Linked DNA regions of Mus musculus: region 2 is linked to region 1. Evidence: chromatin loops called from intact Hi-C (ENCODE). Cell type or tissue: heart. All regions are shown on one strand.

Region 1 (8,000 bases):
GAAGTTTCTTAGATAAGGATCAGGAGCTGAAGAGAAGGGGGTTTGAGCTCATGAGCATGGGGCCGGGCATGGCCATTTCCCTTGCCTAGTGACCTGGGAATTTGTGGGTGCATGTTCTCAGACCAGTGTGTATCTTTTGTTTGCTCATCCCAGCCTGGAACTGTACACATGCCTTCTCTAGGGCAGGACTCTCTCAATGGCCAAGACAGAGAAAAGGTGGGGGGAGACAGACAGAGATAGAGATAGATAAATAGGTAGAGATAGAGATAGATAGATTGGCAGATAGGTAAATAGATAGAGATAGAGACAGACAGACAGACTGGCAGACAGACAGACAAGACTGGCAGATAGGTAGATAGAGATAGAGATAGACAGACAGAGTTAGCCCAGCTGATGCCTAGAAATGGTCTAGACTTCTAAACAGCTTATATTTCGAACCTTATGCATATTGTCCATTGCTTCAAGCAACATGAGCACCTAGTGCAGATTAAATTGGGCTGCCTAAGGGCATTTGTTTGCACAATGACATATGTGCACAGGCTCAGGACAATCTGTACTCTGTCCAGCATTTTGCTCCTGAAGTTATCATAGCGAGGCGCTTAATCACATACTTTATGTAGTAGCCATTCAAGGACAGGGTGGGTGAGCTTGTCCTTTCTCTATGCCTGGGTGTAGCTGTGGGGGTCTCTGAGGACTCTGTGCAGGATGGACAGGCCTCTGTTGGTTTGGACTTCTATGTGTGAGCTCAGGATTGCCACAGGGTGAACAACTGTATACCTGGGAGACATGGGGAGTCATTTGGGTGCTTGGCTTATGAGTCTCCTCAGCTACTTCATCTCTTTCCGACCTTGACACCTTCGAGTGGGCAGTGTGCTGGCAAGCCTCGGTGCTCTGTGCCAGCTTCCACCCCTCCCTGCCCCGTCTCTCACACAGCTGGGCTTGGTCATCTGCTCTCTAATCTTTTGCTGTTGTTATTGTTAAAATAGCAAATTACATGGGAGAATGTTGTGGTTTTATATACTGTACCATCTATACTTAGTTCCGTGGGAAAGTTACGGCCTCATAATTAGCAAACGTTAATGAAATTTGTTTCCCGCGTCTTGGTTCTGAGCCAAGGAACTTAACATTCTAATCTATCAGTATTAGGCAATTAAGGACATAAAAGCAGGAAACGATACTATAAATTTAGTATGACTTTACAAACCTCTATGAAATAGGCCCTAGTAAAAATGGCATAAAGAGTAAATCTAAGTTATTATTATGATGATGGTTTAAATAATTGGATCACAGCCTGGCTTTAAGCATGCTTCACTTGAGCTTCTAAAACCATCTGTGTCCAGTCTGAGCTGCACTGAAATGGCCAGCTGAGGAAAACCTTCAGACTCTGAGGCCTTTCCTCATGGACTGTATTTTACAGTGTCTGGTCATCTTCCTCTGCACTTACATTTAAATCAAGATTTTTTTTGACCCCAAGCAAAATAATACAGAAGTTCGGCTCCTTGTTTTGTTTCTTTGTTTGGGTAGTTGTACTTTGAAGGAGCTGTGATGTTTAGTGAAAACAGGCTAAAATAAATCCCTGTATGTACTGGCTGGAGTCCATTAGACAATGGCTTCCCACGGTCATGAGGTTGGTCTCTATGAATTCCCAAGCTCGGCCAAGGCGACCCTGTGTTAATGGACAGGGTCTCATTTTTCTTTTGCCATTTGGAGAAGCCCTTTATGTGGTTAGTGGGGTTTGAAACTACGCTGGATCCCAAGGGGAGATGGGCCCAGGGCTGATACTTGCCTGGTGGCTTGGTGAGGAAGGGAGGTTAAGGACGGGCACCAAGCTGTGTGCCACCAGATGCATGTGGGCTGCAACCTGAGTCCTCAGACCTTGTTAGAGGATGCATTGGTGTGTGGTGGCCCGGCACACAGGAAGTAACTAATTCTTGATCAGAGTTGACCCTCGGACCACTGATGCCTATCTACTCACTGGGAAACGGACTTTTGGAGAATCCAAATAGTTGGTATTGGAGCCAAGACCAGGCTCTTCTGATTCTTGTTGAAGTTCTTTCCCCATTAGAGCAAGTAATGAGAGAAAACCAAGTCAGACTTCCGGGGCCTACTCACCGGACCACAGATCTCTGTCCTTGTCAGTCAGGCTTGGAAAGCTAGGCTCTTCATCTGCATCTTTTGCTTTATTTATTTTCTCATTTTTTTCTAGTAAACATTTTATATGTCCTAATTTAGTTTTGAGGGTATCTTGGAAAGTCCCTCATATTTAACTTTGAAGACTGTCTTATGTGCTTATATTATTAGTTATAGTTTTTACACTCAGGATCTTCTCTTCCCTTCCCTTCCCTTCCCTCCTCAGCCCCTCCCCCGCCCCCTTTTTGAGTCTGTTTCCTGTATCCTTGAACTCCGGATTCTCCTCCCCGGATTCTGAGTGCTAGGGTTACGGGGTGCGTGGACCAAGCCTAGCTTGTCTGAGTACTTCATTTGTATTGTTCATATTTTTGTTACCACAGACAAAAAAAAAAAATAGTCCATGGCCAGACTGTGGCATTTCCTGACATTTATCTGTCCTGGTTTTGTTTAAGGTCCCGTCACACCCACGTGCACTCTCAAGTTAACAGCATCTTCACCCTCCAAGGGCTGCTTAGGAGCAGAGGGTACTTCTCAAACTTCCCATTAGTGGAGAGAATAGGTCTTTAAACTGTTGATTCAGAGATAATGAAGACAATAAGAAAACTTATCTTTATGGGCAAACGATTTTTTTTTCTTTCTGAGCTCAAAAAAGAGCCAACCCCTGTGAAATCTTATTATCCATTATCTATGTTCTGAACTCTCAGCCCCTCCCCAAACTCCCCATCAAGCCAGAGCATAGAATTTTGATCTTTTCTTGGAACTTGGAAAAAGAGGCAGGGCAGTCACATTGCCAGCACGGTGTGACATCATGGCTGATCTTTGCAGCCCTCGAGACCATCATCACGTGTTGCCCAGGTCAGGAGCACGTCCTGCATACCTCTCAACTCTACCTCATCCTTCAAGGACAGCCTTCATTTAAAAAAAAAAAAAAAGGATCCTAGTGGAATTAGTAACAAAAGACACCAACAGGTCAAGTCACAGAGAAGGGATACTTAAGTGACCCCTGGACTGAGGGCTAAAGGGACACTAACCTGAGTGTCCGAACGGTGGCAGGCCAGTACCTTGCAGCACCACTTCACTGTCTACACCGTGGGTGCTTCCTTGCTGTGTGGCTTGGTGTCCCCAGAGTGACTTCCTGTGTGGGGTGAACTTGCTGTAGCACCTGATGCTATTACCTGCCCACACAGAAGGCCCAGCAGGGAGCCGTGTGCCGCTAGGTGAAGAGCTTGGGATGGCGGCTACAAATCAGGACAAGCAAAGCAAGTAGAATACAACTGCTACTTATTTGGTGGTGCTTAACCCTGGTTTATTGTTAACCCTGGGTCTTGTTTAGTTCTGTGCATATAAGTCCCCTAACTTCTGTTGGCCCCAGTTACCTGATTCAGCCCTGACTTGCTGTTATGCCTCAGGGCCACAGCTAGGAAAGTTCCCAACCTGTCATTGAGCACCTTGTAGGTCTATTGCTTTCCTGTTTTAAAAGAATATTCGTTTATTTGGTCAATTATTAATTCATTTTTTTGCCAACACTTCATATCCTAGGTTGGCCCGCAGCTCATTGTGTAACTCTGGCTGGCCTTGTACTTGTAGCATTTCTCTTGCCTTGGGTGCTGGCTGTGAACCTCTGTGCCTGGCTTGTATGTTTAAGTCTGTAGGGGAGGAGCAGGTAGAGGTCATACTAATAGCTCTAAGCTTCAGAAGTGCTCATGTTGATAAGCTGTTAGCATTGTGGTTCATGTCACCACCTCTCTGGAAGCTACTGAAGATTGGTTGGATCCCCACCACCACCACCACCACCACCACCACCACCACCACCACCACCACCACCACACACTTTACAGTTGGCAAGTGCCAGGAGAGTGGATGAGATTACCTTAAGGCATAGGTTTTCTATAGCCCAGGGAAGGGAGCCAAAGGCAAACCTTTGAGTCTGATTTGCTGGCAGTGTGGTGAGCCCCCACAGTGGACTCAACAGCTCACTCTTGTCCTCTTTGTGCCTGTTTGCAGGATTTAATTTCTTTCTGGGCCATATGCAATTCAAACTGGAACATGCCCACGATGCAAGTGAAAGGGACCAGCAGGCAGAAGGGGAGGAAAGAGTAGGGACTGGGAGAAGTGGCTGTCTTCATTCAGCAAAACCAATATTCACTAATATAACCAGAAGAATTCGCAGTTCATATTGTTTCTACAGTCAAAGGTCTTGGTCACCTCATAGCCCCAATATTTAGGCTATCCATTTCATACTTAATTTCATAAATTTTCCATTCCAATTAAAGCTTTTTTTTCTAGACAATTCTATCTCTTAGACCTCTGTTAAGCTTATTTCTCTCTGTTGTGCCTACTTGAATGGGCACACACACATACAGCGTGCATATACACAGAGGTGAGCTGGGATCCCATGTAGCCCAGGCTGACCTTGGACTCCTCATCCCCCTGCCTCTGCCTTTTGAGTACAGGGATTTCAGGGCTTGCCATCACACCTGTTTGATACACTCTTGCTACAGTAACAGCCCAGAGGATCTGCCCAGCACATGTAGACCAAGCTCTCCCCCTGGTGGCCAGACTAAGAGCTGCAGAGGACCAGCTGCCCATGAGAGACCACAGGTTCCTGAAATCTCCTGGGTCTACAATTCTTCTCCAGGGAGCAGACATCTGGCTGGGGTCCTCTTGTGTGTCCAAGGAGTGGATAGCACTTTCCTGAAGCTACCTAGGTCAGAGGGCCAAGAGGGAATGGGAAGAAAGAAGCCAAGGCTGAGGCAGAGACACTCCGCAGATGTGAGATGTCCTGGCCAGTTAGGAAAGTGCCCAAGACTCCCGGTGAGTCTAGAGACAGGAGGCCAGCATAGGTCTTACTTTCTAATATAAAACCATGCATGCTCCAGAGAGTGACTTAGAACAGAAACTCTGAAAGATACCACAGAGAACTGCCCTCCAACTAGTGTGAGATGTCTGCATCTCCTCCGCGGAGGAGGACTTGGAAATCGTTTTCTTTTCCTGCCAGTGACTTGCCAGCGCTCCATTCTGCTGCTGCTTCCCCTCCATCAGTGAAGTCACATTTGCTGTTGGATAGGCTTCATGGGAAAGTCTCGAGTCGTCTGTGAGAAGAGGTTATTTACCGCACTTGGTTATTCTTGTGTTGAGCGAGTGTTAGCTCTTCAGAAAGTGTTTTGCATTTTTTTTCAAACGATGAGGAGGAAAATTGGGTTTTTATAGCCTAAAAAAATTTCTGCAATTTTTTTGTAGCTGTTCCGTCATCATGACTATTTACTATGTCTCCTCTCTACCTTTTGCTGCTCTGAGCCCCAGAGTTAACGTTGTAGCAATGTGTGAGGTGTGAGCTGGCAGTGGTAGGACTGACACTTAACAGCAGTTCAGTGGAAACTTCTCCCCTGCTACATTCAATTCATGGTGGAAAACAGAACTGAAGAGCTACCCTGACTCAAGAGGCCCTTCCCTTGTCTCACTGTGTGGGTCCTGTCCCCTCTCCCTGCATCAGTACAGTGTCAAGCAGAAGGCATGCAGGGAGCTCCCAGAGGGGCCCCGACACAGGAGCTTTTCCGTGACCTGGTGACACAGATTGCAGCCTGCCCACAACTTTCCCAGCACTATCACATTCCGGATATGGTCCTGCGGATGCCTCTCTGGCTAGGCTCAAGGGATTGAACTTGTGGAATTTTGGCTAAGTGCCATGGTTCCCCCATTGACTATGGTCCCTATAGATCATGGTCCCCCGAATTGACCATGACCCAGCATCCCAAATCGCTTCCCACTAAGCACATGCCCTGGTTGCTATGGGCCAAATCTCATGGCTTTTATGTCTCAGTTATGTTCAGTCTTGCTTGGGAAGTGACATCTCAGGGAACTAGATGACAGCAGGACACAGCTGGCTCAGGATCACGTCCAGAACAGAGATTTTTCTGTTGCTATTTAGCTTGGGACAGAGGCATCAGCCAGGTGCTAATGGGGCCTCAAGGGCTTGTGCCAGGGACCTGGGTTGTATTCTGCCTGGGATTTTCCGTTCCTTGGGTGGGGTGTGTTGTGCTGTTGTTTATCTCAGAATCCTGTCTCTAGTGTTGATGTGTGCCAAACACTAGCTGAATAACTTCTTCAAAGAAGGTGTAGAGGGTGCATCCCAAGCTTTAATTTGTGTTGGCCATCGGATTCCCTCTATTTTCTGTGAAAACACACGGAGATCCTCTTACCCAGGTTTTGTTTCAGGTGTGAGCAAACATTTTTGCATGTGCTGTGGTTCCCTTGAAGATCCATGATCCTATTGTTTAAAATGTAAACAAAACAAAACAAAACAAAACCGTGAAAGCCTCACTGAGACAAGGGTTCCATGCTGACCCTCAAAACAGCCACAACTTATCCATTTAAAATATTTTGCTAAACTTTAGCATAATATAATACATGCTAAAATTTAAAAAGATATACTTTCAGTTCTATTTTGTACAGAAGTATGCTTTGCCTGCATGCATGTATGTACACTAAATGTGTGCCCAGCATCCACAGAAGCCAGAACAGAGCATCTAATCTCCTCAAACCCAAGTTACAGCTGGTTGTGAGCTGCCATGAACCAAACCTGTGTCTCTGCAAGAGCAGCCAGTGCTCTTCACCACTGAACCATATCTACAGCTCCCTAGATCAACACTGTAGACACAGAATTTTAATTCATCATTCAGAATAAACTCACTACATAGCCCAGGCTACCCTAAAACTAGCATCCATCCTCCTGCTTCAGCTTCCTAAGTGCTAGGATTAGAGTCACCACCCCTGGCCATCGTGATTGCTTTTGATAATAGGAGTTTTTGATGATAACTTATTTTAGGCACATTTTATGTTCCCTTTAGTTTTTGTACTTGGTAATTGTTCCTTGAATTTAGAAATTCCCTACTATTTCAACCTCGCATGTTCTAGTTGCTTCCTATTTGACTTTCTTGCTGAGACTTGAGGGAGCTGAATCTTAAGCTCTTTTTGCAGTGTTGGAAGAGGCTGGGACATGATTGGGTATTACAAAGGGACCCTTTCTTTCCACATTTTACGGGATCTTTATGTGCTTGCTGTAGATAATACGGTAAGCAAACATTTTAAGTTCCTCCAGCATGAAACTCTATTTCAAGCCTAATTTGGAATGGCTAGTGTCAGCCCCGAGATGACTCTGAGGCCTGCCTCCCTTCATCTTCATAAACAATGGCATTTTGTTCCTCTCTTCAAGTTCCAAGTTTTACTGGGGAAAATAGCCGTAATGGTGTTCCTTGTTGTATAATCTTTTTTTAAAATTTTTTTTATAGATACAGATTGAATTTTAGAAGTCCATTTATAGTTAAAATTACTTTAGGGGCTAGAGAAGATGAGTTTTTAAAAATTATTATTATTAATATTGGCACATACTTATTAGGCAAAGTGGGATAATTGACATCTGCATTTGGTGTGACAGTCAGGTCAGATCAGGATGGCCAACATCTCTGTCTCTTCAGGCATCTACTGTCTCAGTGCTGAAAACCTACAGACTCCTCTCTCTATGACTGACATAATTAATTTCTTGTAACAATGAAGCCACAAAGCGTGGTTGCATTGAATTTTTTTTGTGTAATATTTTACAAGCTTCTCTTTCTGGCTCTCCCTTCCCTTCCTCCGTTGCTGGGATGAGAATGCAGGGATCCACAAGCTAGGGAAATGGTCTGTTGCTGAGCTGAACCCTCAGATCCTTGCCTTCAGCGTTGCTGGCTCACTGTCGTGGTGAAAAGCCATGGTTGTGGTGGTCAGTTGTGACCACCCTGTCCTTGGTGCTTGTCGCACACTGTGGGAACTGGATGACAAGGGGGTCTTCCTCCCCCACTTTGTGCTTGGCCTTGAGCTTAAGGGTGGTCACA
Region 2 (8,000 bases), 140 kb before region 1:
GAGATCTGGACTTAGTGGGGTTAGTTCTCCCTTTTTATCTTTACATATGGGTCCTGGGGTATCAAACTCAGGTCTCCTAGTTTCACTTCAATCACCTCCCCTTGCTGAGCCATCTCACTGGCCCACTTGTGTAATGATGAATAAATAAATAAACAAACAGTCTTGCTGTCAGCACGTGTATCAAACTGCCGCCTGAGTTCCTCCTAGGTTTCTGGTACCAATTCCCAGGACTCAGTGGATCTCAGACAATTACACATTTAAGTTTCTGACCAAACTTTTCCCTCAGTGGCTGGATCAGTTCACAGCCCTACCAGAAATGCCCCAATTTTGCTTCACCCTAGCTAACACGTTCTTTCTTCTTCGGTGTCTCTAGCCAATCTTGTCAATTTTGAACAGTTGATGATGGACCAGGCTGCGTTTCTCGGTGTGTGTGTGTGTCTGGGGAGAATGTGGGTTCTGACCCCTGACCTCTGGGGCTGGAGCTCCTGTTGCTAGGCTGAACCCTGCCTTGTGGGATAACTAGGCGTTGGCACACGGCCTCACTGTGCTCTTGGGAGGTATGTTTGGATCGGCAGGCAGGCTGGGGCTTTCCCCAGGATGTCCTGCCCGGCGGGGAAGTGCTCTGTGGAGTTCCAGGAGCAGCTGCACACACAGGTGAGGAGGGTTTCCCTTTGTGCTAATCAGCCACTGCTGTCCTGTGTGGAAAGGTCCAGCTCAGAACACTTATTTCCATCTCTTCCTCTCCTTGTGTGTAAAGAGGTTAAAAATAAAGCTGTCCCAACAGAAGGTGCCCACTCCACGTGCCTACATGTCAACCCCCGAACTCCCAGATCTACAACGCTCTTCAAATTCCTGCTATGCCCTTGAAAATCTCCTTCCTCCCACACCCCCATCCCATCCAAACTGCAGGGACACAGAATATATGTTACAAACCTGGGGACACTTTTCAAAGGACCTATAAGGTTGTGTGTGCACCCTCCACTCCTGTCCCGTTCTATCCACAGGGCTGGGCCTCCTAGGGAGTGGGACAGTGAACACCATCACTCCACTGTGCACCTGCAGGAAGTGGCCTGCCAGAAGCTTAGACGCAGCAACGGTTGTGGCGTGACAAAATGCTGAGTACCAGTCGGGAGGAGCCATAACTGGGCTCAGAAAAGCCCAGCATTGCGGGCTGCCTGCCTGGCTCCTGGATCACCTCTTTCCGCTCTGCGTCTCCGTGTGGAATCATTCTAACTTCATGCTGAATTTACTAGAAGTACATTGTCCCTGGCATGGCTCCGGAACCCTGAATCTCTGTCTCACACAATTCCTAGGTTCTTGTGTGCATTGCTGTCGGAATAACAGCATGTCCCACACTTCCCTCCACATGGCCCTTAAGGGAGAAGACAGTTATCTTTAAAATAAGAAACTTAGGACTAAGTTCTAGCTCAGAGACAGGTCTGGCTCATTGAGTCAAGCAGAGCCAAAAACAAACAAACAAACACCCCCATTATGTCAGCTAAACATTAACTTTAATTAAACATCCCTAGAAGACAGAATAAATGGGATAAGGGATTTGTCCGCTTGACCCCCCATCATTCCCTTTCTGGAGTCACACCTGGTGTGTACCTGGTCACAAGTCATTTTTGGTGGACGGCAAGGCCAATCAAAGCCAATGTTATTAAGTTATATGGCTAAGTAAGAGGTGTGCTTAGAATTCCAGGCTCCTGAGAATGCTCCCGAATTTGGAAAAGTTTACATCTGGAAAAGGGGCCAAGTGTCATCAGAACGTGTGCAGGCAGAGGCGACAGGACATTTTGGACAAAGGCCAGATAAGCCCAAACACCCACCCCCAAGGACAGAACCGGCCCCTGCACACCAGGATGTTCAATCTGGCTGCAGCCTTTCCGGGTAGAGCAGAATAGACTCCCAGTGACGCAAAGGATGAATGGTAGGAAATCCCCTCTCCTTCCTAAACCGACTCTTCCTGCCTCACCTTTCATGGGCACCAGCCCCAGACCCTCCTACCCTCCCCAGCCCCTTGCAGACTCTCCCTTCCTCTGAGGGCAGTAGACCACGACTCTTGACGATCCTGGGGAATTCCTAAGTCCTAATGAATTTCTGCAAGCTGATGGCATACACTGGCGAATTCACAAGATGTCCATGATGGCAGAAAGGGCTCCTTCAGGATCCAGGACACGTGTTCTGTGCCCTAGGATTTGGAACTGTCTACTGTTCATGAGGGTGACGGTTCACGTGTGTGGACGTGTTATGTCACCTGCAAGGGAAACGAGAGAGTACCCACCTAACAGTACGTGACACAAGAGACTGAGAGCTACTTTCCAAAGCTATTTAACAGATTGTGGTTAAAAAGCAAATGGCGTCTGGCTTGGTGAGATGGCTCAGCTGGTAGAGGAGATTGCTCTGAAGATGGATGGTCTGAGTTCCGGACCCGGGACGCACATGGGGGAGGGAGAGAACTGATGCCCAAAAGTTGTCCTCTGACCTCCATACACACACAAAGGCACACGTGAGCCCCTCCCCCACAATTGATTAGTTAATTAATTAAATCCACACACGTTGAAGCAGACATTCAGCTTTTACTCCCAGGACCCAACTCAGGGACATCCACTTGTAGTGGCTCAGACTCAAATGAGAGAGAGAGAAATAATAAAGCTAAACCAATCCGCAGCTCCCACCTGCAAAACGGGTAGAAGAAAACACTGAGACTTTGGGCTTGTAAAAAATTTCTTAGACACACACACACACACATACACACACACACACACCACCAAACAAAATAGTGGAGAAGATTAAAAAGTTTGATCCTCCAAATTCTGCTGAAAATAAAAAGGCTCTAAACTAGCCAAGTCTGTCCTGAACTAGAGGAGGGACTCCCTGTCAGGCTCCTATTAAACCTCCTGCTGATGCCTGACACTTGTGAGCCTACAGTGGTGGCCTGGTGGCCCGGCTCCCTTAATCGTCTCTCCTAAGCAGTTCCCAGCATCTGGCTCTCACCTCTTGCTCCACAAACCGTCTGCCGAATGGCTGGCTGCTCACATATCTGGCTCTGCCTCACTCACAGTCCTCCCAATTCACCCCTAGTTCTATTTTTAGAACACTTTCCTTCTGTTTTTTTTTTTTTTTTTTTTTTTTTTTTTTGTGGTTTTTGAGGCTTGAGCCCAGAGTCTGGCGTGTGCGAGGTAAGAGCTTCGCCACTGAGCTACATCCTTAGCCTGAACCCCTTTGAAGACCACTATAGTAACATCACAGTTTCTGAGGTTCAACCGAGGGGGCGCTGCCCTTCAGAGAAGGCTGCCACCCTTACTGTCCCAGCCCCATTCAGTTCTGTAGTCCCCTGGAGCCATTCAGGAAAGTCTTGTCTTAGCCCTGCACTGCCCCGGGGAACTGCTGATTGTTGGCTCCTTAGAGGGTTTGGCTTCTCTGTCTACACAGCAGACAGAATGCTCCCCGGGCCCTCATGATGAAGTCATCAAGGAGACCACCCAGGCTCATGGAAGGAGGCCTGAGTATCAGACCCTGCTCAGCATCTGATTAGATAATGAAATATCGTGGGCAGCCAAGGCGCGGGTGAGGCAGGCTCTGGAATGCTGGGTGTTCCTCCTCCAGAAAGCTCAGGCCGGTAATGTCTGAACCTGGCTGCTTTAAGCATGACTGAGCTGAACTTGAACATGCTTAGCAATGGGTAGGACCTTAGTGGGACCGCTGTGGTTCACAGGGGGTCAAAAGTTGTAGAGGAAAAGGGGTGTGTATTGACAGAAGTCTGTAAAAGCCTAAAAAGGAAATAATTTTAATGTTTACTGGATATCTCAGTTTTGAAAATTTGAAATGAAATCAACATTCCTGGTGGAAGGAACAGGGCCAAGGGGGATAATAGTGCAGTTCCAGTAGCCAACACCAGGTGGCAGTCATTCTCAGCCTGCAGGCGAAGTTAGGAAACCTGTCCTCTGGCTTGAAAGTTTTGAGTCTTTCCAGGGTCACATGACTCAGCTCTAGGGAACAGAGGGCAAGTCCCTTATTTGTTAACCTCCCTTGGGGATAATCCCAAGGAAAACTGTGATTGCCTAATTCCAGTTAGTCCAAGGGGCTATCATACCCCACTTCTCTTAGAGTAATTAAGTCAATAACTCATAATCTGTCTTTTAATCTTGTTAAAGTAAAGTATGCCAACTACTGACACTGGGAGCCTGCTCCCATGCTTACCCTGACAGCACTTGCAACAATGACTTCAAGTGACATTAGAATGAATTCCTCCCCAGGACTGAGTCAGCACATACCTAACAGCCTTGGATCTTTGCTAAGAGCCATTTCCACCTTTGTTAACACATTAGATTTTAATTCCTGTAAAACTCAGGACACATATTGTCACTATGCTCATTCTCTGAGGGAAACTGAGGTGGGGGGTGTGGCCAACCAGCCTTGTACATTCCGAGAGAGTGAGCTCTCACCGGAGATGGCCATGTGGTTCTGGAAACCCACTGGCAGCCTGGGGCATGCTCCTGTAGAAAGGGACTCAGGTGTGAAGCCAGGCAAGGCAGGACAGGTATGGGGGAAGAAGAGCAGAACAGAACAGAGCTGGTGGCGATATGGATTAGGGACAAGATAAAAGGGTATAAAAGTGACTTCTGAGGTGGAGAGGCTAGGAGATGGACCACAGACGATGGACTGGGAGGAAAGTCTGTGGGTGGCCGAGGCATCGGTGATGACTGTTCATGTCACTTGACCACCACACCCTATCTGAGAAGGCAGGATGTTGTGGTCTTTGAATGGCCAGAACTCCGTGCTGGGAGGTGGAGGAGCCACCATAAGGCACATGAATGGCACTTGGAAAGAAAAGCTTGAGAATACCTCCTACCAAGAGACCTCACCTCACCAGGGAGGTGCTGACTGCAGCCCTAAAGGGCCTAAGGACGCTTCTGGAACAGCTCTGGAGTTCTCTGTCTCTTTTATCTCATACCCATGTGGCCTCTGAAGGGCTTTGTTAGTATATTTGGTTTGCTCTTATTTTTTTAGACAGGGTTTCTAGCTCAGACTAGTCTCAAATTGTTACCTAGCCAAGAATGATCTTGGGCTTCTAATCCTCCAGCATCTACCCGCCCTGGGATTACAAGTATGAGCCCCATGCCCAGTTTCTGCAGTGCTGGGAACCCAACACAGGGCCTTGTGCATGCTAGGGAAACAAGCTACCAATGGAGCCACATTCCCAGTCCCAGTCCCACCCCTTGCTGGAGTCAGAACCCACATCCTTGTATATGTTAAGCAAGTATTTTGCCACTGGGCTACACTCCAGCCCTAACCGTTGACGTTCAATTCTGGGAAGGTCAAAGGCAGACAGTCCACATCAGATCACACAACATCACACACAGCCTTTCTTCCTTGCACCTTTAGAAGGATCTACTCTTTGGGAGGAGTCCTAAGATAAGACCTGCCAGTCCTTGAGGTGGTCCTTGGGGTACCCCCCTCTCCTATGACACTGTCGCAGCCTTCAGGTTAAGCGTGTCTTCTGGACAGTGATTAAGAGGCTAAGCTTACAGGACTACGGTTCTGTAAGTGAGTCTGGTGTCTCTGCACTTCCTCCCTCGGATTCTCATCTAGGATGACCCTTCTGATGTCACTGAACACGTATCCTGAATAAACACAGACCATAGGAGCTCTACCTCCCATCTCAGTCTGTGGGAAGCTAATGCATGGATCAGTTATGCAGACAGGAGACCCAGTGACATCCTTCTGCAATCCAGAGAATGACTCAGGAGGCATGACAACCCCCCCCTTCCTTCTTCCTTGGAGACAGTGTTTTGTGTAGCTCAGGGTGGCCTCAAACTCACCCTGTAGCAATGGATGACTGAACTTCTGATCTTCCTGACACCACAGTAGGAACTGGGGGTTGGATGTGGTTCTGAATTCAGGGCAAGCACTTTATTGACTGAGCCCCATCGACACCCTTTTACTTTCTAAAGACTTTATCTACTTTTATATGTATGAGTGTTTTATCTGCCTCCATATATGAATGTATTCACATGCAGTGCCCGAGGAGACCCCCTGCCCCCCAAGACTGGTGAACCCCTCAGAACTGGAGTTACAGACTGTTGTGAGCAGCCACGAGGATTCTGGGAAGGGAAGAATCCAGATTCCCATGCAAGAACAGCTGGTGCTAACTGCTGAGCCATCTCGGGCTCTCCACCAATCCTTTCCTCTAATGACACTTAAATTCTTCATTATTTTATCTTTTATGTGCACGGGTGTTTTGCCTATATGTATGTCTGTCTGTGCACCACTTCAGATCATGGTGCTCCTGAGACCAAAAGAGAGTGTCTGATCCCTTGGAACTGGAGTTATCACATGGTTGTGCTCGGCCTTAAATGGAATATATATATATATATATATATATATATATATATATATGAAGAAGAATAGCAATTTTCTTCAATGAAATGGCAGTAGACACTGAACACAGCTCATCCTCCTGAGGTCTGTAAAGGTTGGTAACCTCCCCGTGATCAAGATGAGGCCACCTGACTTCCTTAGTGAGCAGCCAGGGAGATGGTGCACTATGGACCTCAGGCAGGATTTCCATTACAGATGTTGGTTTTCCTTGGCATTTGGGATATCCTTCCCAAATGACCTAAGCCTCTTAAGGAGACTGTTTCTACAAGAGCGTACATATTCACGACATGTGTGAGCACACATGCACGTGTGTGTGCCTGTCCTCAGCTCCATGTCCTCGGGGTTCCCTGCTGTGTCTTAACTTGCTGTGCAATGGGGCAGGAGCCTGTCTGCATGAGAACAGCCATTCATTCCTAGGCAGCTCCATCCCAATTCCCAAGGATGGTCCAGCGAGGTCAGCTTGGCTAGGCTGGCATGCTGGGGACACCAATCATGCTCACAGGAAAGCTAAGATGGCAGAAGTGTGGAGAGCAGTGGACCCATGACTCCCCTGATGTCCCATGGCCAGCTGTGACTGTGAGTCCTCGTTCTGTGGGGCTCACAGGCTCCTCATTCAGATATGGCCCAGACACCTTCCAAAGCCACTTCCTCTCTCCCATCTATAACTTGAGCCAGGGAGAGCTGGCTCTTGGAGTTCCTTGGATCAAACTCTCCTATGAAGGAGGCAAATGTTCTCAAGCTGAGGGCTTTTACCCTGTTCCACAGTCCTCCTCCTTAAACGGGCATTTCTCCTGGGTGCTGGCTCAGGGCCATCAGAGGTATCTCTGGAGTTAGCCAAACTCAGTTCTTGTCAGAAGCCCTGGTAGGACACCTCACCTCACTCTCCATGTCCTACCCTTCTCCTGGACTCTGCCCAAGCATCCGCAGATCCCTAACCACAGAACGTCTAAATTCCCTCCGGCACCATTGTCCTGCCGTAACCCTTCTTTCTCCCAATTCTGGAGTCCAATTCTGGACAAGTAGAGACACTGCTAGCATTTGGCTTAAATCCAAGGACCCAGCATGCTTCACTGTAGCTGCTGTCCTGTGTTTCCCCAGTCTGTCCGTCTCTCTTGTCCTCTCCTCTGGGTCCTAATAACCCGTTAGCGAGCTTCTCCTTTGCCTTGCCTGGACAACTCCCTGGTCTAGAAGTCAAGGGCACTCTTGTGTTACGCTTACCTTAAACCTGTGCCACTACAGAACCCATGGCGTTCCTTGAGTATTTTGATGGTTTCTAACGATGCCCTGATGTTGTGAACACATCTTTCTTCCTGAAAAGGTCGCTCCTTGCTTCTTCTCTGAGATGATATTGGGATAAGCCCTCTTTGATCTGCACCTAGTTTCTTAGCTGATCTTACACTTCCCTATGAAACCCCTTCTGTGCCTGTTTTGCATCTTGAGGGGGCCAGTGCAGTGCCTGGACCACACGCTTGGGGGTGGGGCTGTTGTGGTTGCAAAGTCAACTTGGCTAGCTATTTGACATGGATCCTGTCTATTTATATCCACCTGTGTGCTCCCTCCTTTAGTGCCTGTAACGCCCCGGAAGCGTCCCCTTGTCACTGCTCCGTCCTCACTCC

What was found. Peaks named below come from ENCODE experiments on the same cell type or tissue, not always from the same donor. Only the 100,000 strongest peaks of a DNase experiment are listed, where the experiment ranks them.
Region 2: a loop joins it to region 1, with 5 times the contacts of the local background. A loop is called at or near these places in 37 of 42 quality-filtered maps.

The regions. Positions count from the first base shown.
Region 1 is chr8:11,250,366-11,258,365 of GRCm38, reverse strand. All of the region lies in intron 2 of Col4a1 (collagen, type IV, alpha 1), which reads left to right. Among named protein-coding and RNA genes, the nearest start is that of Gm32709, 6.9 kb to the left of the region's middle. In heart, no CTCF peak of the experiment used is centred here; DNase peaks (open chromatin) are centred at 4,675, 5,865, 6,015 and 7,975; H3K4me3 peaks cover 709 bases; H3K27ac peaks cover 3,255 bases.
Region 2 is chr8:11,388,883-11,396,882 of GRCm38, reverse strand. All of the region lies in intron 4 of Col4a2 (collagen, type IV, alpha 2), which reads right to left. Among named protein-coding and RNA genes, the nearest start is that of Gm46030, 53 kb to the right of the region's middle. In heart, a CTCF peak has its summit at 3,888 (motif pointing right); DNase peaks (open chromatin) are centred at 602, 1,912, 3,012, 3,882 and 3 weaker places; H3K27ac peaks cover 4,585 bases.